Regions from separate parts of the Mus musculus genome. Here regions 1, 3, 4, 5, 6 and 7 are each linked to region 2. Evidence: chromatin contacts called from ENCODE Hi-C data. All regions are on one chromosome and are shown on one strand. The core of a region is the stretch at or near the end of the contact, and the rest is flanking DNA. Distances in the headings are between cores, read along the strand shown.

Region 1 (2,848 bases), core at 170-2,669, about 94 Mb before region 2:
GGAATTGTAAACAGCTGGTAGTGTCATGTGGATGCTGGGAACCAAACGTAGGTTTTTTCTAGAAGAGCAACCAGTGCTCTAAACTGCTGAGCTAGCTCTCTAGTTCCCACAACACTTCCTTGTTGTAGAAAGACTTCCTTCACCCAGAACAGGTCCTTACTGAGTCTACTGAGGGAGCCTTTATTTAACCTTTTGAGTTTTAAAAAATGGACATTCCGTGTCTAGGGGCTGTGTCTATTTCTGCCCCGCCAATATCCAGATTACATTCTCCTGTTGGAAGAGAAGCCATTTAAATGAGTGTATTTCCTCAAAAATTTCCCAGTTTAAGGTTTTAAATTTAAAACATTTCGAGGCCAGCTTTATCTACAGAGTGAGTTCCAGGACAGCCAGGGCTATACAGAGAAAACCTGTCTCGAAAACCCAAAAATAAAAATAAAAATAATAAGATAAACCATATCTTCTGATTAATATACACATTGAGAGCAGTATCAGTTGTTGGCTTTCTGAGATCCTGCCTCATAGTTGGTAAAGCCTAGAACCAGCGCTGACTTAGAATCTAGGAACATGACCTTTTGTTTTCTACCCTATTTGAATTCTGGTTTGATGCTTGATACTGGGGCTTTGAAACTGCCAAAGCTATCAGCTGACGTCGGTTGAAAGAACTCTCAGCATGTTCCTCTCTGATTGCACTTGAACGAATAGGTATCTCTGAGGCCCACAGTCATATTTTACCAACAAAACTAGACCCCAGGGTTGAGGTGTCATACAGGCCGGATTTAATCATGTGTGGAGTCTTTGGCAACTAGCAATTTCAGTTGTAAGGTTCATCTTGACTGAGCCTTAGTTTTGTTATCTACGAAGAGGGCTCAATCAGATGTTATCACCTTCATGACTACTAAAACTTCCTGTTGCCTCTTGCGAGCGCCCTACCCTCTGTTTAGTTAACCAGAAGGCTCATCCCTCACTTGTTGCATACTCGGATACTGTTTTTGATATAAATGTCATCATGTCTGGGGGTGTAGTGTCCTTTGGTTTCTGCTTCTTGGGTATTCGGGGGTTGCCTGAACACGTATATCCTTTGGTAATGTACTTGACCTCAAGGCTTCAGCACTGCTTTTTTTTTATATCAAAGAGAGAAAGAAAGAAAGTGTCTTTGTGTCTTGGTTCTGCCTCTCGATGGTGAGAGATAGCAGCTTGGAGCACAGTGACTTGTGTCCTTGTTGAGGGGCCCAGTTTATTATCCTAGGCAAGCTCCTTCTCAGCTGTCCTGTTCCAAGGCTGAGTTCAGGCTCAGTTCCCCAGATAAAGTGCACTGAACCAGAGGACTTGCCTCTTTGTGTCCTGGAGGCCTCAGCTCTGCCAGGGCCCCTCCCTCTGTTCTTGCAACCAGTAAAAGTCACAGCAACATGTTTCCTTCCGGCAGAGAGAATCAGAAACTCCAACCCTGGGCCAGGCCCAGCTCTACCATGTCCTGTTCCCAAGAGCTCCCTGGAACTGCCTCAAGTGCCTCCCACCCCGTGTCCCTGTCTGGAAAGGCATATTGGGCTGAATCTCATCTTTAGGCTATAGAGGATCTGGCTTAGAATTGAGTTCCAGGTTCTTTACTGATTTTCTGTTTGACTCTGAGCAGGATTCTCTCCCTGAGTATTTAACCTCTCTGAGCCTGTTTCTCAGACTCTGTCATGTCAATCCTTCCTTTTGTTCGTTAGTTCTTCCTTTCTTTCTTTCTTTTAAGTTATTTGTTTATTCACTTTACATCTTGCTCCCTCTCCCCTCACACCAATCTTTTCTTAATACTGTCAAGTACTTTAAATTTTTGTAATGATTTACTTGTTTTTATTTTGCATGCATTGGTATTTTACCTGCATGTGTGTCTGTGTGAGGGCGTCTGACCCCCTGGACCTACACAGTTATGAGCTGCCCTGTGGGTGCTGGGAACTGAACCCTGGGGAGCCTCTAGAAGAGCAACTGGTGCTTTTAACCACTGAGCCATCTTTCCAGCCGTTTATTTATTTAGGATGTCATCTTTCCCAGCTAGCCTTAAACTCCTGCCTCTACCTCCAGAGAGCTGACATTATGTCCAGTTTATAAAATACTACTTTTCCTTCTTTTTTTCTGGTGGTGTTGAGAATTGATGAGAGTGCCTGGCAATTTAGGCAAGTACACTACCACTGAGCCACCTCTCATTACACCATGTACTGTCTAACTTGAAGAAACAAACAAACAAACAAAAAACTTCACAAAAGCACAACAAAGCAATAGACAAATGTAAGGTTTTGATAACCTAATAGTTTAAAGTGCATCTGAGGAAACTGTATGTGAGAGAGTTGTGCATGCACAGTTTGTGTTGTATGGTTGTCCGCTTTGCCATCACTCTGTAGGCTGGATGAGAAGGCATCTGTAGAACGCCTGCATGTTGGTCTCCTTTTCTTCTCTGCCTTTGAGAGTTGTGTGAATGCGGGCATCCTCAGGGCTTATCCCCTTCAGAAGCCTCACGGAGGAGCGAGGTGATTCTGCTTTCTACTTAAGACAGGGTCCCTTCCCAGCTCACCTCTGCCTTCTTTGGTGCTGATCTGCCTGGACTGATCAGTACCCATCAAATGTCAATTCCACAAGGGGCCTGGGGACAAGTCTTCTTAGCCTGTTTAGAAGTGACACAGCTGCTCAGTTAGAAGGTGGCATTTGAAGGGACTTTGAAGTGTCTGTATGACTTTAGCACGTGAAGACACTCAGGGAGCATTCCAGCCAAGGGTTTGGCATGCGTGGAGGTTGGGTGATGGGGAATAGCAAGGGTGTAATTGGGGAAAGTCTGAGTAACCAGCTTGGCTCAGGTGAAGGGGCAAGCATG
Region 2 (2,990 bases), core at 418-2,917:
CCTTGGTCATCACACGCCAGAGGAAGGCACACTCTAGGAAGAGACTTCCAAATGTCTGACCGAGGTAATGGTTGGTTGGGCCACCTTTGCAGAGCTAATTAAGGTGTTCACACAACCTCTGGACTATATATACAAGATTTCAGATGCCCTACATTGTAGTGGTTTAAAGAAACAGAGACAGAAAACTAGGGGGAAAGGAAAAACAGATTTGTATAACACAAATACCACACTTCTGCACTTGTACTGTCATATAACAAAACCATCCCACACACCCAAGAACCCAACTCCACCTTTCCTAAGGGGGATGGGCACCTGACAGCAAACAGGAGCTAGAGCTGTCTGTCTAAGATGCTGATAGCTGTGCCAGGTGAGAAGTGGAAGGGAATGGAGGAAAGAAAAGGGGTGAAGGATGGGGACCAGAGAGGCAGAACAAAGTGTGGAAGGATTCTGAGAAAGTAAAGTAATAAAGTTTTAAAGATATTTTTGCAGAGTGTGAGACTCTTTCCTCACTCCTACCAGTCCCTAAGGAAATCTCCAGGAAACTGCTTCTTCATATGGCCTTGCAGTAAATCACATAAATTGTAATTTAGAGACCTGCCTGTGTGTGTAGAATCCTCTTTTAAGTGATTTCCAAGGAGCAACTTTAATAAGATAATGGGGGCTGGAGAGATGGCTCAGAGGTTAAGAGCACTGACTGCTCCTCCAGAGGTCCTGAATTCAAATCCCAGCAACCACATGGTGGCTCACAACCATCAGTAATAGAATATGTAGTCCTCTTCTGGTATGTCTGAAGAGAGCAGCAGTGCACTAACATGAGAGAGAGAGAGAGAGAGAGAGAGAGAGAGAGAGAGAGAGAGAGAGAGAGAGAGAGAGAGAGAGAGAGAAAGTTCCTGAATGACCTACAGGGAGACAGCTGAACGCCCACAGCATACATCCTGGGCTGTCCGTCATCTCACCGCTGAGATCCACCTCTGCCTGTGTGTGAGCATATATTCCATATACTTAGAGATGCTTCCAAATTATAGAAGGCCATATGAGCTCACTCTATCCTGCCTCCTCAGACTTCTGTGCATACTGGTACCAAGTTATGCATGTGTAGCCAAGGCACATATACACATAGAGAGAGGTAAGAATCAGCAGGCTGATGCATACAAAGTTGAAGGGCAGATTTTCAGCTGCTCTGCTGCCTGTAGTCCCTGAACATACAGGATTTCTTATCACTTATCATTTCCACAAGGCCTCAGATGAATGGCAGGTGCTTCCAGATGACATCAGGGCAGTGATCCACCCTGTATCACCCCTGCACACAATTACACGCATGCATGAGTACACACACACACACTCACATGCACACTCACACACAAATAAGCATAAGTGCATACACACACGCACACAGCCAATTCCCACTGCCTCCCTTCCTCCCCAGTCTATAAGCAAACTTTCAGTCCCCCTTCTTTCTGTCTCAGCCCCAGCAACACAGACACCTGCCTGGCATCTTTTTACCCACCCCCACAGGACCTGAGGCGGGGCACTTCAAACAGGTTGATGCTGTTCTCCTGGAAGTGGAACAAAAAGGGGTGGGGTCATTGTGGGAGGCGGGGTCTGTGGGAGCTTACATCCCCGCCTCCATGGAGGCATAAAGCAGCCAGTCCTGATAAAGGACAGCCAGTCATTCCCTCACCCTATAGACAGAACGAGCTCTGGTTCCTCACCACACACCAGCTGCCAGACAGGATCCAGCATCACCCTTCCCTGGTAAGATCAATGATGGCTGAGGAGGCAGGGGGACATTCTGGGGAACCAGGGGAAGGTTGGGGCCAAATGGGCATGGGATTTCTTATCCTTTATCATGGCCATAAATCTCCCTGCATTTTACTGGGGGTAGGACTCATAGTAGGCCTTAGAGAGAAGAGAGGCAGCCCTTTGAGTGCCACTCTGGTGAAGGGTAGGTCCTTCTAGGTACACTCAGTTGGTCTCTGGAGGGACATAGGCCATCCCAACCCTTCCAGGAACAAGGGCTGGAAAGTATATTGTAGATGGCAGGATGGCCCCAACATCTCTGTGTGCTCCTTCCTGTTTCCCTGCCTCTGTCAAGTACTACAGAAAGGTGAGGCCCATGGAGGCTAGCTGATGTGTCTGATCTCTTCCACCCACCAGGAAAACCTGGGTGTGTCTCCTGGATCCCCAGGTGAGATACCTCGACTTCAAAGACAGAGTCCTAAACTGTCAAACTTGTGATCCTTGCAGGCCCCACATCCTCTTGGTCCCTCTCCCTCCAGCATGTCTCCCAGGACCAAGCTCACTCTTTCTATCCTTGTTTCTACCAGACATGGTGCTGATGCTGTAGAGGTGACTCAGGCCCATTTCCTGCCCTCAGGAAAGTCACAGTTGAGTAGGCAAGGCAGTCAGGTGAACAGATGGATGGTAACAAGATGAATTAGCAGGTGTTTCAGAAGTGGATATACAAGATGCCTTGGGAATGCAGGCAGAGTCACCAAAATGCCCAAAGGAGTAAAGGGGTGAGCAGGTGACATGAGTTGAGTCTTTTTTTTTCCTTCTTACTCCAGTCCTGCTTGCTCAGAGTCCAAAGATTGATTGATTGATTGATTGATTGATTGATTGATTATAAGTACACTGTAGCTCAGATCTCATTATGGATGGTTGTGAGCCACCACGTGGTTGCTGGGATTTGAACTCAGGACCTCCAGAAGAGCAGTCTGTGCTCTTAACTGCTGAGCCATCTCTCCAGTCCTTCAGTTGAGTCTTATAGGACAAATACGAATTCTTTCTATTGGAAAGGGGATATATCGTAAGCAGAACTAACAAAGGCAAAGAAGTAGTTGGGAGAGAGGAACTAGGAAATTTGCCCACTTATACTGGTGTTGCTAGGAGGTGGGTGGGAAGGAAATGGAGGGTGCAAACAAGTGTAGCCTTGCCAAGGAAAGGGCAACTGGGGAAGCTGCCCAGCTCTGACTGCCCAGGCTCCTGGG
Region 3 (2,882 bases), core at 10-2,509, about 94 Mb before region 2:
GAAAACACAGATGTGCACAGAGAGAAGTAAAATGCTCTGGGCTATATGGCGAGCACCTTTGGGGTGGTACTCAGGAGGGAGGGGCAGGTAATCTCTGAGTTGGAGGCCTGGACAGCAGGGCTACACAAAGACCTGACTCAAACCGGATTTAATAAACGCCTTTAATACCAGCACTCGGGAGGCAGAGGCAGGCGGTCTACAAAGTGAGTTCCAGGACAGCCAGGGCTATACAGAGAAACCCTGTCTCAAAACAACAACAACAACAAATACAAAAACAAACAAACAAACAGACCTGACTCAAAAAGCAAAAACAAAAAAACACGAACAAAAACCATCAAATTTTAATAAAAAAATTGAAGATCAGCAAGAGAATTTGGTTTGCCCAAGTCCTCCCTGTTAAACCTTTTGCTGAGCGTACGTCAATAAATTATTAGCCACCATTTTCACAAATTCCATTTGTCCCTGATAATTCTGCTACTTCATGCTTGCTCGGACTAAGCGGTTCCTACTGTATTAATTAGGTATTTGTTCACGCTCTTTGGTTTTTAAAAATATATTTCTCATGCTAGTTCCATTAATCCATATATTCAACGTTTACTGTGCAATTTGCACTGTTCCAGGTAAAACACGGGATTACAAAAAGTTAAATATGGTCTTTGCCTCAAGAAATGAATGGTCTGATGAAGGAGAAATTAGGCTATCGTCCTAATAAAATCTACCACCTTTTAGGGGCAAGAACCACGCTTACACTTTGCTTTCACTAGGTGAGCAGATAACGTACTACACGGCCCATTCATGCTCCTATCATGTATATGTGCATCTAAATCAGGTTTCCACACACTAGGGAAACCTGACTATGTGTCGTTCTGGGTCTGGCTTATTTCACTTAATTTAGTGATCTCCAGTTCCAACTTTTAAAAAAGGCCTAAATCATTCAGCTATTAAAATGATGGAAATTCAAGGTCTACCAGTTCATTCCTCGCCACCGCATCGCCACCAGCTCTTTGTTTAACGTGTGAAGTTTTTCACCGTCCAGAGTAGGCAACCATGATACCTGAAGCTTCCGGTCCTCGTTGGCCCTCCGCCACGATTACACGATTACACTTCTCCTCAGAGGGCTGGCGAGTTCCACAGATGAACCCAGTCAATTAAAAAGAACAGAGAAGTGTGAACTTGAAGACCCCAGAACCCACCCGAACGCCTTCCTCCGGAGACCCCGCGTGTGAACACGCGGCGAGGCCTTCCCCTCGGCCTTTACCTCAGCAGAGGCCAACGGCTTTTCCTGGCAAAGCCCACCCCTCGGCTTTACGACTTTCCGGCCAGGGCCACAGGAGTCTCCTCATGCCTAAGTCTAAGGTTGGCCCCTCAGCAGGCCTTGCTCTACCTCATGAATATGCAAAATAGGGCAGCAGGCAGCCTACCCACCCGGGCTGTGGGCGGAGCCTGCGTTCCCTTGGTGTGGGGAGCTCCTGGAGCCTTCGAGGACTGCGGACTGTGAGGGGACGCCCACTTGGATCACCTACATAACCAGAACTGAGGAGAGGCAGGGCATGGCTGATGGGAACAGTACACCTGATGGGGGTTCTCCAAGATCTGAGGCTGGAGCCTGGGAGGGCCTGGACTCAAACAGAGCGCTTTGCAGTCCTGGGGGCTTTGCAAGTCTCTTTCCTAGACTTGGACCCCACTGTAATCTTCTACTGTAGTGTTTAATTATGCGGCTAAAACTTGCCTATATTAACCTTTCTTTGTGCTTCACCTATCTTAGCCCCACCCCCATCCCCATCCCCGCCTTTCTCGTGTGTGTGTGTGTGTGTGTGTGTGTGTGTGTGTGTGTGTGTACACTAGGGAGCAAGAGGGAGACATAGCCAGAAGCAGAGACACCTAGGAGAGTCCAGAGTGGTCATGATGACCCTGAGCCATGTGAGGAGAGGGAGCAAGGTATGAGAAAGAGGAGAAGGGGAACCGGGTGCAATGACCAGGAGGCAATAAAAGGGGGGGGGGTAACCAAAATGGTTGGATTATATAGGGAAGTGCACCCCAGCCCGTAGGTGGAGAGTTCAGGGTAGGGACAAGGTTTGCCAGACAGAAAGGCCCTGGTTGGACTGAGAGATGCTTGGGAGAACCTGGTGGCCATGTCTGCTTTAATATGTTAAATAGGCACCTCAGCCATTTGTCTGGGTTTGAGACCTAACATAAACCACAATCCAGGTAAAAATAGTTTAGATTTTTTCAACCTTTGCCATAGTTAGTGCCCCTCCCTCCAATCTTCACAATCAAAATGGTTTCTAGACTGCCAGCAGTCCCTCCTTCCAACTAGGTTCTGCTTGGATCCTGTACTTTCCAGAAGTAACTTTTTATTTGGTTTTAAAGGTCCATTCCAAGTCTCAGAATTAACTTTCCTGGTTGGACCCTCAGACTCCCCTCTATACTGCCTGTCTGTCTTTGTTTTCCTTTGCTGTAGTAAAGACATCATGACCAAAAGTAACTTGGAGGGAGAAAGGGCATATTTTATCATCCAGCTTACACAGCATCTTGAAGAGAGGTCAGAAACTCAAGCAGGACAGAAACCTAGAGGCAGGATCTGCAGGAGAGGCCACAGAAGAACGTTCCTTACTGCCTTGCTTCCTCAGGCCTGCTCAGCCTGCTTTCTTACACAACACAGGACAGCCCACAGAGGGCTGAGCCCTCCCACATCAGTCAAGAAAATGTCCCCACAGACTTGCTCACAGGCCAATCTAATGGAGGCAATCTCTAACTGAAGTTCCCTCTTCCCCAATGACCCTGGCTTCTGTCCATTTGACCAGTACATGCATGCATGCCTGTGTGCCTGCAGACACATGTGCACACACTAACCTAATTATCATATGCTTTGCAGTCTGAGC
Region 4 (2,925 bases), core at 277-2,776, about 94 Mb before region 2:
GAGGACCAATGTCTGTCATTTAAGTTAGTGTTTGCAAAGATGGCCCTGCTGGAACATAGTTTCTTTTTTCTGTTCTTTCTTTGTTGTTGTTGTTGTTGTTGTTAGAACCAGGGTTTCTCTGTGTAGAGGAGCCTGGTTGTCCTGGAACTCACTCTGCAGACCAGGCTGGCCTTGAACTCAGAGATCTGCCTGCCTCTGCCTCCAGAGTGCTAGGATTAAAGGTGTGTGCTACCACCACTGCTGGCTTCCTTCTTTTCCTGGCTAGATAACATTCTATTGTAGGGACAGAACATAGTCTCTTCCTCTGGTTATGTAGGTAATCTTTTTCTTCTCTTTTGAGAAAAATCTCACGGACTTGAACTCACTGTGCAGCCATCAACACCCTTGAAATTCTGATTTCTCCTCCTTCCACCTCCTGAATGCTGAGATTAGAGGCTCACACTACCATGTCCAGTTCATAGTGTACGGGGAATCAAACCCAGGGCTCCATGCATGCTGGGCGAGCATTCTCCCTCCGCAGCCTGCGGGTGTATTTTGGCTTCCCTGAAGAGCGCTGCTGTGAATACTGGTGAACACATATTAGCATGGATCTAGTTTTCATGTCTCTTCACCATATACTTAGCAGGCAGTTCATCTCTACTTTCAACTGTGGGAGGACCAATAGGCAGTGCCCCATAGCACCAGCGTGGAGCCATGCCCCCAGGAGCTGAGTACATGGGTCTTGGGGTACCCCCCACTTCATGGCTCGTCAAGTTAGAATGTGATTTTGGGATTCTAGTCATGTCAGTAGTGCGAATGGATCAACCTTGTTTGCGGAGCAATGAGGCCAGGCAGTGAGGTGGTCCTGGGCTGGGAGCATCATGAAATACCCAGCACCGAGGTGAGGTGAAGTATACAATGTACATACAGTGTAGATACAATGTTAGTGTAGCTGCTGGCACAGAAAACATCAACAGCACTGACCATTTCTCAGACTTGTCCCAAAGGCTTGTCTGATGGTTCTTGAGGGTGACATGAGGGTGGCATGAAGGTGGAATGAGGGTGGCATGAGGATGACATGAGGGTGGCATGAGGGTGGCATGAAGGTGGCATGAGGGTGGCATGAGGGTGGCATGAAGGTGGCAAGAATGTAGCAGGAAGAGCAGACTGGCATGCCATGAGGAGGCCAAGGCAGTTATTTCAGGATCTTATTTAGAAACCCCACGGCATCGCTTCTCGGCCTTCTGGCTAAGATCAAGTGTAGAAACCCCACGGCCACGGCCACGGCCTGCAAAACTGCTTCCTTCTGCAGTGGTCAAAGACTCAGCTCAAGGACGCCTCCCCCTGATGGTTTGAATTAGAAAGCAGTTGATGCTTTGTAGAAAAAGTTGAGGAAAACATTATTGTTGGAGAGACCAGTCCTCTCGTTGGCAGAGCAAACCGGCCTGGCCTGGCATTCCAGAGCACAAAAGCCTAAGCTGGCAAAGTCGGAGCCTCCCTGTCGGAACTTCCCTTCCTCCCTCCCATCTGGCCCAAGGGGCCTGGGAACCACTGGCTGCCAGGCGGGAGTTGGAGGAGATTCCTATGGCTCTGTGGGCTCCTGCACCCAGCAGCCACTCAGTAGACCGAGCTCTGACTCAGCTTCTGACCTGGCAAGGCCCTGGATGTCTGGCAGTGTAGAGAAGCTATCTGCCAGAGAGAGAGAACACTGGAGAGGGAGAGGTAGGGACAAAATGGCAACAGGCTGGCTGGACACAGTTCCGGACAGGAAAGGTGATGTTGCTGTCATTATTTTAAGGTTGTGGAAACTGAGGCTCAGAGAGGTGATGTCATCGGCCTACGGTCGGTCACATGGCCAGTGAGCCATGGACTGAGAACTGGACCAGAATGGGTCCAATGCCCTGCCAAAGGTACTGCATGGATGCCGGGGCCTCTGAGCATCCATGCTGCTACTCTCCCGGACATATTCCTTCTTCAGCTCCAGAGTTGGGTCCCAGGGAGACCTCCTTTCAAACTGGCCATTGTCCTTGTGGTGGCTTCTGCTTGGTCAGCAACAGTCAGAGCCTCGTGCCCAGGGCTGCTTTATCTCTCTCTGGTTTGTGACATTGGTGGCTGGTCTGTGTGGTGATTGTCGGATTCTGCACGGTGCTGATAATATCCTACGTAGCACAGGATTAAGCAGGCAGAGGGTTCCTCATGCCCCTCCTTGGCCCTGCTCCAAGTCCCAGCTCCTCCTTCCTCAGGCCCCTGAGTGTCCATGCCACTGAACTAAGGAGCCCCACCCCCAAGAACTGGTCCCCCCTTAAGGCACCCCTCTCCTGCTTTCCTTGGGCATGAGTTGGCCCTGGGTCTAAACAGCCCCATTGCAACCAATAGGTACAGGCACCTCTGTTTCCGTCCTCAGCAGAGGGGACTCTGGGCTCCACCCATGAGTTACTGAGATAACATGTGTTATATATAATAGCAGCTGGCTTGTGGCAGAGGCGCCACAGGAGGTCACGTTGACTTCCCAGCCCTTTGGACTCCCTGGGATGCTCCCCAAGTCTGGAATTCCCCCTTTTTTGTGGCCCTTTCAAACTCTTCCCTTCTTGGAAAGCCAAGTCCAAATTCCATTTTCTCCACAGGGTCATCCTGGACCTCCCTGGTCCCTGGACACCCCCACTCCCATGTCCCCTTTTTATAGCACTCAGACTAAGCCTTATCAGAGGATGAAGAAAGCGAGGTTTGGAAGGGTGAGCTACCAAGTGATTTCAGCTCTGCTGCCTGTTGAGCAAGGGCGAAGTGTGCGCAGGCGCAAGTGAGTATAGTCTGCCTTTCCCAAACTGTGCATAATTACTTTTAAAGGCTGAGCATATCAAGCGCATTGGTGCACACGAATTTCTAGTCCTAAAGGTGGCTAAGACAAGTAGAACTCTGCTTGTGGCCAGTCTGAACAACTGAGGGAGA
Region 5 (3,304 bases), core at 269-2,768, about 94 Mb before region 2:
CAGGGCGTGTCCACAGAGGGTGGCTTCCACATCTGGCCCTGCAGAGAGCCAGATAACTAGAGACTACTGGGGTGAGAGAAATCAGAAGTTGACGGGGAAACCTCTGGTTCTTAGTTGGTCCCTGGCCCAGCACAGAATCTGGTCTCTCAGGATGCATGACTGTTCTCGCCAGCTACCTGGATAAGCTTAGAGCCCTTTCATTTTTTTACCCCTTTCCCAACCTGGCAAAGAGAGCCAGGTACAGTGCCAAGGCCATTGTCACAGATCCACAGTCCCAATCCTGGTGGTTGGAAAAGATTCCTGGAGTGGTTGGATGGTTGGTGTTTAGTAGTTTTAAGACAAGGGCTTGGGCTGGTGAGATGGCTCAGTGGGTAAAAGCACCCGACTGCTCTTCCAAAGGTCCAGAGTTCAAATCCCAGCAACCACATGGTGGCTCTCAACCATCCATAATGAGATCTGATGCCCTCTTCTGGTGTGTCTGAAGACAGCTACAGTGTACTTACATATAATAAATAAATCTTTAAAAAAAAAAAAAAGACAAGGGCTCACGTAGCCTAAGCTGGTCTGTAGCTGATGTGTAGCTGTGTGGCTGTGCATGACCTTGAACCCCTGATCCTCTCGCTTCTTCCTCTCTGCGATCACAGGCATGTGCCACCATGCCCAACTTTGGATTTTGTATTTGAAATAGGGATCTCTGTAGCCTAAGTTGGCCTTTAACTCTTGGCAGTTCTCCTGCCTCAGCATCTATAATGCTAAGATTATAGCCATGAGTCACTATTGCCAGCTAAGATTCCTGTTTACCTAAGGTTTTTCTCAGATCTAAACCAAATACAGCATCCTTTCTGTCCCCTTGTGGGGCTCCTGGTACAATCAAATACCCACTTGTCATAGAGTTTCCTCACTTCTGCCCCCAGACCCATGCTGGGCACCAGTCAGGGCTCACTTCTGTCTCTTTCACATGGTACACCTACCTCCATTCAGCATATTTTGTGCCTTTCACCCACAACTCCACTCTGAGTACAGATATATGTCTGACCCATTTCTAAATCTCCTCCCTTCTCAGTCTTAGAATGCTACCTAGCATATAGTAGGCCTTTAATAAAGATTGTCATGGGGCATCAAAGCTTTACTGACCATACTGAGGCTACAATCCCACCGTGTCTCAGGCTCCTACAGACTCAGATTCCTGCCACCCACCCAGAGCCAGTTATTAGAAGGTCTGTGCAGAATCTGTGTCTTGTTTTTTTTGTTGGACCCTCTCCTCTTGATCCAGAGACCAGATCTCATTGCTAAGCTGAATCTCTTGCTTGGCATCTCTAATTGATTTTCCCCTGCAGGGCCAAAAACCACATTCCACAGGCCTGTGTACATGGCTGGCAAACCAAGTTTTTTCTACAGGTTTGCAAAGCCACAGTGGAGACCCGAGCCCCTGCTGACACTGATGTACAGTTCAGTGTGAGCCAAGTGTGTCCCTTCCCCCTCGGCTGCACCCATCTGTCTTCACTTACAGTGGCAGTTGGACCAGCAGACTTTCCTCCTCCCACGGTGCTCTTACTTGGAAACTGGCACTGTAGACCAGAAATTCAGGAGCTGCCATAGTGAGGGGGTGAGAGGAGGAAGGCAGACCCCCTTTGGCCTTGCCCAAGAGACCTTGGGCCTTTCCTGGTGGGCTTAGTACAAAACTGCATGTAGCCTCAGCATGACCTAAGATATAAAGAAGCGAACTCAGCCTCTCTCTGGGCCTTTAGCCCTACCCCACCCCCCGCCCCACAGCCTTCCTGACCCGATACTGTCTCCCTCTTTCCCGGCTGTCCTTGGCTCCAGGAAGGAGGAGAACGTGAGGAGCCTGGTGAATGACAAGCAGGCTGTGGTGGCACAGTGGCAGCGCTACCAGAAGTACAGCGTGGTGGTAGAGGAGGTAGGCTGCCCAGCCTGGGCCTCTGTCTGGGCGTGGGAAATCAGCGGTCTGCCCCCTTCTCTGACCCCCGAGGGTACTGTTGTAGGTCCCCCTGCAGCCAGGAGAATACCAGGCTGATGACTATGAGGACGAGTATGACGACACATACGATGGCAACCAGGTGGGCGCCAACGATGCAGACTCTGATGACGAGCTCATCAGCCGCAGGTGAGCGCCCAAGCCGCAGGCAGCCGGGCTTCCCACTCCCACCGCCACCCCCACTATACACACTCACACACACACACCCAGTGCCACACACACACTCACACACACCCAGTGCCACACACATACTCACACACACACACACAAGCTCCTTCAACTCCGCCCACACTGAAGCCCACAGGAAGCATTTATTTGGTCTTGGCAAGTCATTTTGCATGTTTTTCCCAAGTACAGAACATTTTCCTCAGCAGAATCTTGTAGAGATTCCCCCATTGCTAATGAAAGCAGGGCTTCCCTGATGAACAAAAAACACTGGAGATCCCTAGGGCTCAAGCTCAGCTCCTCCTGCTCTCTCCACACAGACCATGGGACCTTTCTTTAAAGAATCTGGGAACTAAAGAGAAGCCTGCTTTAAAAGCCCTGTGGGGTCCCTGGCTTCCCGAGCAGGGCCTCCCCAGCCTTCTCCCTGAGGCAGGAGGCCACTCTCCAAGTAGACTCAGTCTTTGATCTCTCTCTTTCTCTCTTCCAACCCTCAGGCCCTTCACCATCCCTCAGGTGCTGAGAACCAAAATGCCTGGCGAAGTGCAGGAGGAGGAGTGGGATGAAGAGGATGAGGTGGAAGAGGAGGCCCCCAAGGTATGTCCTAGGCAGGTGGCAGATAAAAGAAGTGCAGTGTGAAGAGCAGAGGGGAAGCTCTGCCTCCCTCTGGCTCTCCCTGCCTCTGACCCTGGAGCGTCCTAGCACAACTGCTGGATTGGGGAGGTGCTTTTAAGTACAGACCATTCCGAGAGCTGCTGGCTTTGATCTCACCTCCACTGCCCAGGGGGCTCTCCAGGGACAAATTAGAGACTGGGTCTGAGCAGCTGAGTTCATTACCCGTTACAGTCTAGGGAAGGGAAGGGCCACTGTTGACTGAGGAGCCCAGATGGCAGATCTTAAAAATCTGAAAAGACTTAGAGGCCTGAGACTTGGGAGCCAGCTAGATCCTGTAGGTCTGAAAAATCAGTTTTAGCAGCTAACCTTTTCTTCTGCTGAAATCTTATCTTGAAACTCAACACAGAAAACAAATGAAAGCCGGGCGTGGTGGCACACACCTTTAATCCCAGCACTCTGGAGGCAGAGGCAGGTGGATTTCTGAGTTCAAGGCCAGCCTGGTCTACAGAGTGAGTTCCAGGGCAGCCAGGG
Region 6 (3,025 bases), core at 73-2,572, about 94 Mb before region 2:
TTCTGAGACAGAGTTTCTCCTCTGGCTGTCCTGGAACTCACTCTGTAGACCAGGCTGGCCTTGAACACAGAGATCCACCTACCTGCCTCTGCTTCCTGAGTGCTGGGATTAAAGGTGTGCGCCACCGCCCAGCCCCAGTTTTAAAATGACTTTATGTGTGCAGTGTTTCACCTGGTCCTGGTGTCCTGGGCCCTACAGAGGTTAAAGGGGAGTACTGTTCACCAAGACATTTCTGCACTCCACCCCTTCATCCCAACTTTAGCGTGATTATTTTTCTCTTCAGTGAGAGACGAAGACCTTACAGGTGAAAAGATTGTGACCTCTGCCCTTATCTTACTCATAGGCCAAGCCTCAGTTTTGCCTCTGCACTGTGTGTTGTTGGAGCCCACTTCCCTAAAACAGGGTTTCCTGGGAAAAGTGTAGGACTAATATTGCTCTAGGCAGGTTTGAAAACTGTCAACAGTCCCTCCTTCTCTCCCTCTCTTTATACTTTACTCTCCTCCCCCCTTTCCCTTCCCTCCCTCCCTCCCTTCCTCCCTTCCTCCCTCTCTCCTTCTCTCAGTCCCTTCCTTAATCCCTTCTTGATTGCTTTTTTTTCTTTTTTCTTTTCTGTATCTCTCCTCTCTTAGTCCCTGTCCCCAACCATCTTCTGGCCGTCCATGGCAAGCCTGCCCAGGCAGTCTACAGAACTCCTTGTAGCACCAAGAAAAAGGTCACAGTCCACAGAGAATCAAGAGGCCCTCAGCAGCACAGGCAACAAAGTTCCTTGCTTCCCGGAGTATTCCCAAGGGCAGGGCTTGTCCAGGGAGGGACGAAGGTCCCACAGCAGGTGGGGCCCTGAAGCCTGGGGCTGATTGCAGATCAGAAGGGCCAGGTAGCTCCCCGGGTTATGAGGTGGGGGCTGGGACAGGGGCAGCTATAGGCCTGTGGCTCTTGGGACAGAGACAGAGGATGGTAGCTGTGCACACAGCCTGTGGCAGGTCTGAGTCAAAACACCTAAGGTTGACCCCAGCTGGTCATGAGGAGAGCTGCCCAGTCATTGCCTTATGCTGGCTTGGGTCACCCAGACAGGCTAGGCGCGGCCCAGTCAGCTGTGACTCAGGCCATAGTGGCTTTGCCACGCAGCCCAGGGGCATCAAGTACAGGGACGCCCCCTCCCCACACCCAGCCCTGCTTCTCCTTCTAACAACACCTTTCCCACCACCGTGTCAGGCTCCATCTGTGGTGTGGGTGCTCTACCTCTCTGGTCCTCAGCTTGGGGGTGGGGTGGAAGTGGGGGGAGCCTCAGGCCACCAACTTCAGACGGAAGTCAGGTGGGGGGCAGGGTGAGGAGCCAACGCCAGAGGAGCCTCAGGAGGAGAGGGAAGCAGAGGGGCCCAACAACGATGGTGTCACCCTGAAGACTGGACAACTGTGCAGACTGTGGAGGGCTGCGAGACCACGGTAGGATTCCCTTGAGGGGGCAGGGCGGAGGGGCACTGCTGCACCCCACACTTATCCCCAGGAGGGTAGATGGTCCATCAGTTGCTCCCCTGTGGATCAGGGGCACCTGCTGGCCCACACAACCCTCCAGCATTCGCTCTCCCTGTCTGTAATGGATGCATTGTAAGTCAGGCTTGGAAGTCTCTCTTGGAGGATGGCCAAGCAAAGCTGGAGAGACCAGCTGTGGAAGTGTCCCGTGGGTTAAAGTTCACAGGATGGGTAAAGGGCAGTGGAGAGAGCACATGGATTCCAGGCTTGCATTGTGCCATCGTGGTAGGGTCAGCCTGATTCTAAAGGCAGTCATGATTTCTGCATCCCCAGGGGACTCAAATCCCTTTTCTTTTTCTAGAGTTCTGAGCTTGCAGAGGCCTCATTTACCCTCCGGTAGATGGAGCAGTGGAGGGCCGTCCCTGTCCATTCAAAATGGGCTGCAGCAGTCCACGGGGACCATCATGGGTGCTCTGGGGAACTTGATCAGCCAAGGTCATTACTCCTCTGCCTTTGACCTTGGGCCAGATCGGAGCTTGGCCGGTCTTCGTCCCCCCCGCATCCGAGCTCCAGGACAGTGACAAAGAGAGAAAAACAAAAACCAAGTCTGTGCAAGAGCCCCCTGCGTTGGGTGCTTGGCATCCAAAATTCCAAGAGGCTCTTACCTCTAATTTGTCAGTGTTCCTCCAAACCTGCTAGGGGGCTGACAAAAGGAGGGGACATTGTTCCCAGGATCCTGTCCATGTCATGCCATGCCGGGACAGGACAGTAAGGGGAGCCTGGGACTAGTCTGTACAACCAAGTGGTTTAGTTTGCTTTGATTCTTGCCTCTTGCTGTGTGAATTTGGGCAGTTCATTTTCCTTCTCTGGGTCACCGTGGCCCCCTGCGAAGTTGACAGTCTGATCCCCACCTGGAAGAACTGTCAGGACAAGGTGGGAGCAGGTAGCAGGACCAGGAAAAGGCCACTGCCCCCTCCCCCAGAGCCATGGCAAGGCTGTGCCCCATTGACCACTGAATGTGGTTCTGGCACCTCCTTGTGGCCAGTCTTTTGGGCTACACCTTGCAGATATTAGGACAAAGCTCTGGAAGCCCCCAAGAGGAGCCTTCTTCCCTTGTGTTGGTGAATGGCCTCTGCCCACCCCCATCCTGCACCCCAGACACCCACTCACTTCCTCAAATCCAGTTATCCAGCCCCACCCACCTACTGGTACGGACTGAACAGGCGAGCTGGCGAGCCGACTGTACTTGCTGATTCTGGGCAGCAGGTGGCGCTGCTGACCAGGGCTTGGAGCTGCTAAGCGTTTACAGGGCAAAGAACCCTAAGTTCAGGTTTCAAGGTTATAGAGGGAGCCCATCCACACCCCCGGCGTCAATGACTGGATCTAATCAAGGCAGTAGGATCTCAGGGAGCGAGTCCTCTCTGGAATCTTCACAAGCAAACTAGTTTGGAAGTCTTGGAACCCAGGACAAGCACCAGGGCATATATTATCAAGGATGGCCCACTGACTTGTTGTGTGGCTTTGGCAAAGTGGCATGCTTTCTCTGGGTCTCACC
Region 7 (2,980 bases), core at 262-2,761, about 94 Mb before region 2:
AAAAACCAAAAAAAAAAAAAAAAAAAAAAAAAAAAAAAAAAAAAAAAAAACCCAAAAGTACTGACTGTTCTTCCAGAGGTCCTGAGTTCAATTCCCAGCAACCACATGGTGGTTTTAAAATAAGCAAGCAAGGGAGTGAAAGTGTGAGGAAGAGAGAACAGGAAATAGTTTCTTCTGACGTGTATTTTATAGAAATCATGGTTAATAGCTTGCTCACATTACTAATTTGGCTCATTGGGATTATTGGTGTGTATGGCATCTGTATAACTCCTGGCTGTACTTGTTACTGAAAATTAGGACATCCCTGGACCTGGAGAGATGGCTCAGTGGTTAAGAGCACCATCTGCTCTTCCTGAGTTCAATTCCCAGCAACCACATGGTGGCTCAGAACCATCAATAATGAGATCTGATGCCCTCTTCTGGTGTGTCTGGAGACAGCTACAGTGTACTTACATATAATAAATAAATAAATCTTTAAAAAAAAAATAAAAACCAATTTTGGAGACAGGAAGATAGTTCAGTGGTTTAAGTAAAGACCTCAATTTGGATCCCCAGCTCCCATTCAAAAGCTAATATGATATCACAAACTTGTGCTGAGGAGATAGAGACATAAGGCAGAGAGGTTCAGTGGCTCTGTATAAGAAATAAGGTGGAAATATAGACACACAATGTCAACTTTAGGCTTCCTAATACATGTATACTAGCGAGTGTACACACCTACACACACTATAAGGCAGCACTTCAGTAGGCTTAACATCTAAAATGAAAAAATGTTCCCTATTGTCTAAAAGGGGAGGTGCATAATTTACTGAAAACAAAACCGTCTGGGACTGGAGAGAGCTCAGCAGCTAACAGCATTTGCTGCTCAATCACAAGGACGGACAGCTCCCAGTGCCCACACTGGGCAACCAGTCGACCCAAGCCTGCTTCCAGCCTCTGAAGGCAGCCACACATACGTATATAAACACACACACACACACACAGAGTAAATAGAATCATTTCAATTTTCCCCTCTTCATTTTATTTGTGTGGATATTTTCCTGTGTGTTTGTCTGTGCAGCATGTGCATACAGAGCCCATGCAGGTCAGAAGAGTGCTTTCAGATCTTTTGGGACTAGAGTTACAGATGGTTGTGAGCTGCCTGCCATACAGCTGTTAGGAAATGAACCCAGGTCCTGTAGAAAAGCAACAAGTGTTCTTAAATTCCTAAGTCACTTCTCCAGACCCTAAAATTATTCTTTAAGACTGTTCAAATCTCAATTATTAAAGGAAAAAATGATAGGAAATCTAGCATGGAATCACTAGAAATTAATGTAATTAAAAGCCATGTAGGATCAATTTATCTAAGTGTCAGAGCTGATTGTTATTTATAATTCAGTGGACAGATCAGAAAGACTATCTGTAGCACTGGAAAGTCTCCTGACTTTTGTTTCTCTGACTAGTTCCAAGGCATACCTACCTCTGGGAAGGCAACCTTCCTAACACACACTAACGTCTGGCACTTGGCACTTGCTCTCAGTTACCTTTTGGCACAGAGGACAGAAGCGGCTGGAGCTGTTGTCCACTTCTTTCACCCCACCTCAACAACAGATCAAATACTCTACTAAAAAACAGAAAGACAATTCAAATTCCAGAATGTCATGGAAACTTAAATTTACTTAATAGTAAGTTTATAATGACTTCGCCTGCCTTAACATTTTACTTAACATTAAACCACAAAATCTATCCACTCTATTCAGAAGAAAAATTTAAGTGGATTTTCTTAGGTAAAAGACTTAAAATACTTGTCCCTATGATAAACAGGTTTTCAAAAGGATTCTGCAATAATGGTTAAATTAAGAACTCCTATACCTTTTACCATTTAATTTTCTAAAAAATTACATTATACTGTATTTATATCATAACAGTTTCTTACATATTCAGAGAAATAAAGAAAATTACAAAGACAAATACAGTCTCAAAGGCCACTAAAGCTCTAGAAAAAATTTATAAAACCATCAATGTAGTTTTGAAACCCGCCAAACTGACACCGCTTATACCAGCACACTTTGCTCCTGAATCTTCCCACAAAGCAAACGTCGAACGATATTCCCTAACTCTCTCAACAAGCAGTTGTCTAATAAAAAGGGAGAAAAACAAAAGGCCTAATCTGGCGGTCAGCTCGCTAAAGGAAACCCCAAACTATGTCCATGTTAAATAACATGTCTTATTTTCCTATCTTCTCTAGACACTTGACATTTTAAACACAAATTCCAGGAAAAGTATGAAAGTAAATCACACTAAAAAAAAAAAAAGTCCTCTAAACCAAGCTGATCTGTACACTAGTTATCACGTTTAAGTATTGTATTAGGAGTGATAAAGTTGCTTGCCCCTTTTGTGAATTGAGTCTTGAATTTTATGTATCGTTAACAGGCACCAAAATGGTCAAGACAAGGATTCAGTTTTGCTGGTAAAGTGCTTTCCCTGCATGAATGAAGCCATGGGTTCAATCTGCATCAGTCTAAAATAGGTAAGGACCAGAAAGCTCAATGAAAATGCATACCCATCCTTTCAGCCTACAAATTAAAAATAAAAATTTAAACTTTAAGCCTAGCAGTAAAGGCACACACTTTCAATCTCAACACTTGGAAGGCAGAAGCAGACAGAACTCTTGAGTTCAAGGCCAGCCTGGTCTATAGAGTTCCAGGGCAGACAGAGCTACACAGAGAAACACAAACAAACAAACAAACAAGTAAATAAATAAACTTTGAACTATGTCATCACACTTAAAAACTGCTGTGCTTGAGGCTAAGCAGATAACTCAGAAGCACTTCTCACTCTTACCTATGGCCTGGATTCAATTGTAAGCCACACTGTGGCTCACAACTCTCTGTAACTCCAATTCTGGGGACAGGATCCCTTCTTCTATCCTCTACAGGCACCAGACAAGCATGTGGTATACAGACAGAAATGCAAGCAAACCAATACACACATAAAATTA

Evidence for each region. A loop is a pair of places that touch in the nucleus more often than their neighbours do.
Region 1: a loop to region 2 is called in a map of regulatory T cell, with 16 times the contacts of the local background. The contact joins the enhancer-like site here to the promoter of Gsdma in region 2. A Hi-C loop is called at or near these places in 3 of 37 maps with a recorded cell type or tissue (T-helper 1 cell, T-helper 17 cell and regulatory T cell).
Region 3: a map of T-helper 2 cell shows a loop between it and region 2 (34-fold over the local background). The contact joins the promoter of Hormad2 here to the promoter of Gsdma in region 2. A Hi-C loop is called at or near these places in 2 of 37 maps with a recorded cell type or tissue (T-helper 17 cell and T-helper 2 cell).
Region 4: a loop to region 2 is called in a map of T-helper 2 cell, with 10 times the contacts of the local background. The contact joins the enhancer-like site here to the promoter of Gsdma in region 2. A Hi-C loop is called at or near these places in 3 of 37 maps with a recorded cell type or tissue (T-helper 1 cell, T-helper 17 cell and T-helper 2 cell).
Region 5: a map of T-helper 17 cell shows a loop between it and region 2 (10-fold over the local background). The contact joins the enhancer-like site here to the promoter of Gsdma in region 2. A Hi-C loop is called at or near these places in 2 of 37 maps with a recorded cell type or tissue (T-helper 1 cell and T-helper 17 cell).
Region 6: a map of T-helper 2 cell shows a loop between it and region 2 (10-fold over the local background). The contact joins the promoter of Lif here to the promoter of Gsdma in region 2. A Hi-C loop is called at or near these places in 2 of 37 maps with a recorded cell type or tissue (T-helper 2 cell and regulatory T cell).
Region 7: a loop to region 2 is called in a map of regulatory T cell, with 15 times the contacts of the local background. The contact joins the enhancer-like site here to the promoter of Gsdma in region 2. A Hi-C loop is called at or near these places in 4 of 37 maps with a recorded cell type or tissue (T-helper 1 cell, T-helper 17 cell, T-helper 2 cell and 1 more).

The regions. Positions count from the first base shown.
Region 1 is chr11:4,202,511-4,205,358 of GRCm38, forward strand. All of the region lies in intron 1 of Tbc1d10a (TBC1 domain family, member 10a), which reads left to right. Among named protein-coding and RNA genes, the nearest start is that of Castor1, 14 kb to the right of the region's middle. Within about 2 kb of position 1,420, at least 3 of the 3 ENCODE cell types and tissues checked have a DNase peak (open chromatin) inside an H3K27ac peak, as active enhancers do.
Region 2 is chr11:98,662,684-98,665,673 of GRCm38, forward strand. Gsdma (gasdermin A) reads left to right here and starts at 1,668. Exons shown (of 12, transcript NM_021347.4): 1 at 1,668-1,755.
Region 3 is chr11:4,439,823-4,442,704 of GRCm38, forward strand. Hormad2 (HORMA domain containing 2) reads right to left here and starts at 1,260. Exons shown (of 11, transcript NM_029458.1): 1 at 1,055-1,260.
Region 4 is chr11:4,290,313-4,293,237 of GRCm38, forward strand. All of the region lies in intron 2 of Gm11958 (predicted gene 11958), which reads left to right. Among named protein-coding and RNA genes, the nearest start is that of Gm11958, 6.3 kb to the left of the region's middle. Within about 2 kb of position 1,527, at least 2 of the 3 ENCODE cell types and tissues checked have a DNase peak (open chromatin) inside an H3K27ac peak, as active enhancers do.
Region 5 is chr11:4,677,428-4,680,731 of GRCm38, forward strand. It overlaps Ascc2 (activating signal cointegrator 1 complex subunit 2), which reads left to right. Exons shown (of 20, transcript NM_029291.2): 16 at 1,825-1,918; 17 at 2,004-2,125; 18 at 2,656-2,755. Among named protein-coding and RNA genes, the nearest start is that of Gm51883, 21 kb to the right of the region's middle. Within about 2 kb of position 1,519, at least 1 of the 3 ENCODE cell types and tissues checked has a DNase peak (open chromatin) inside an H3K27ac peak, as active enhancers do.
Region 6 is chr11:4,256,246-4,259,270 of GRCm38, forward strand. Lif (leukemia inhibitory factor) reads left to right here and starts at 1,323. Exons shown (of 4, transcript NM_008501.2): 1 at 1,323-1,443.
Region 7 is chr11:4,544,666-4,547,645 of GRCm38, forward strand. The region is part of intron 1 of Mtmr3 (myotubularin related protein 3); the gene reads right to left. Among named protein-coding and RNA genes, the nearest start is that of Mtmr3, 49 kb to the right of the region's middle. Within about 2 kb of position 1,512, at least 1 of the 3 ENCODE cell types and tissues checked has a DNase peak (open chromatin) inside an H3K27ac peak, as active enhancers do.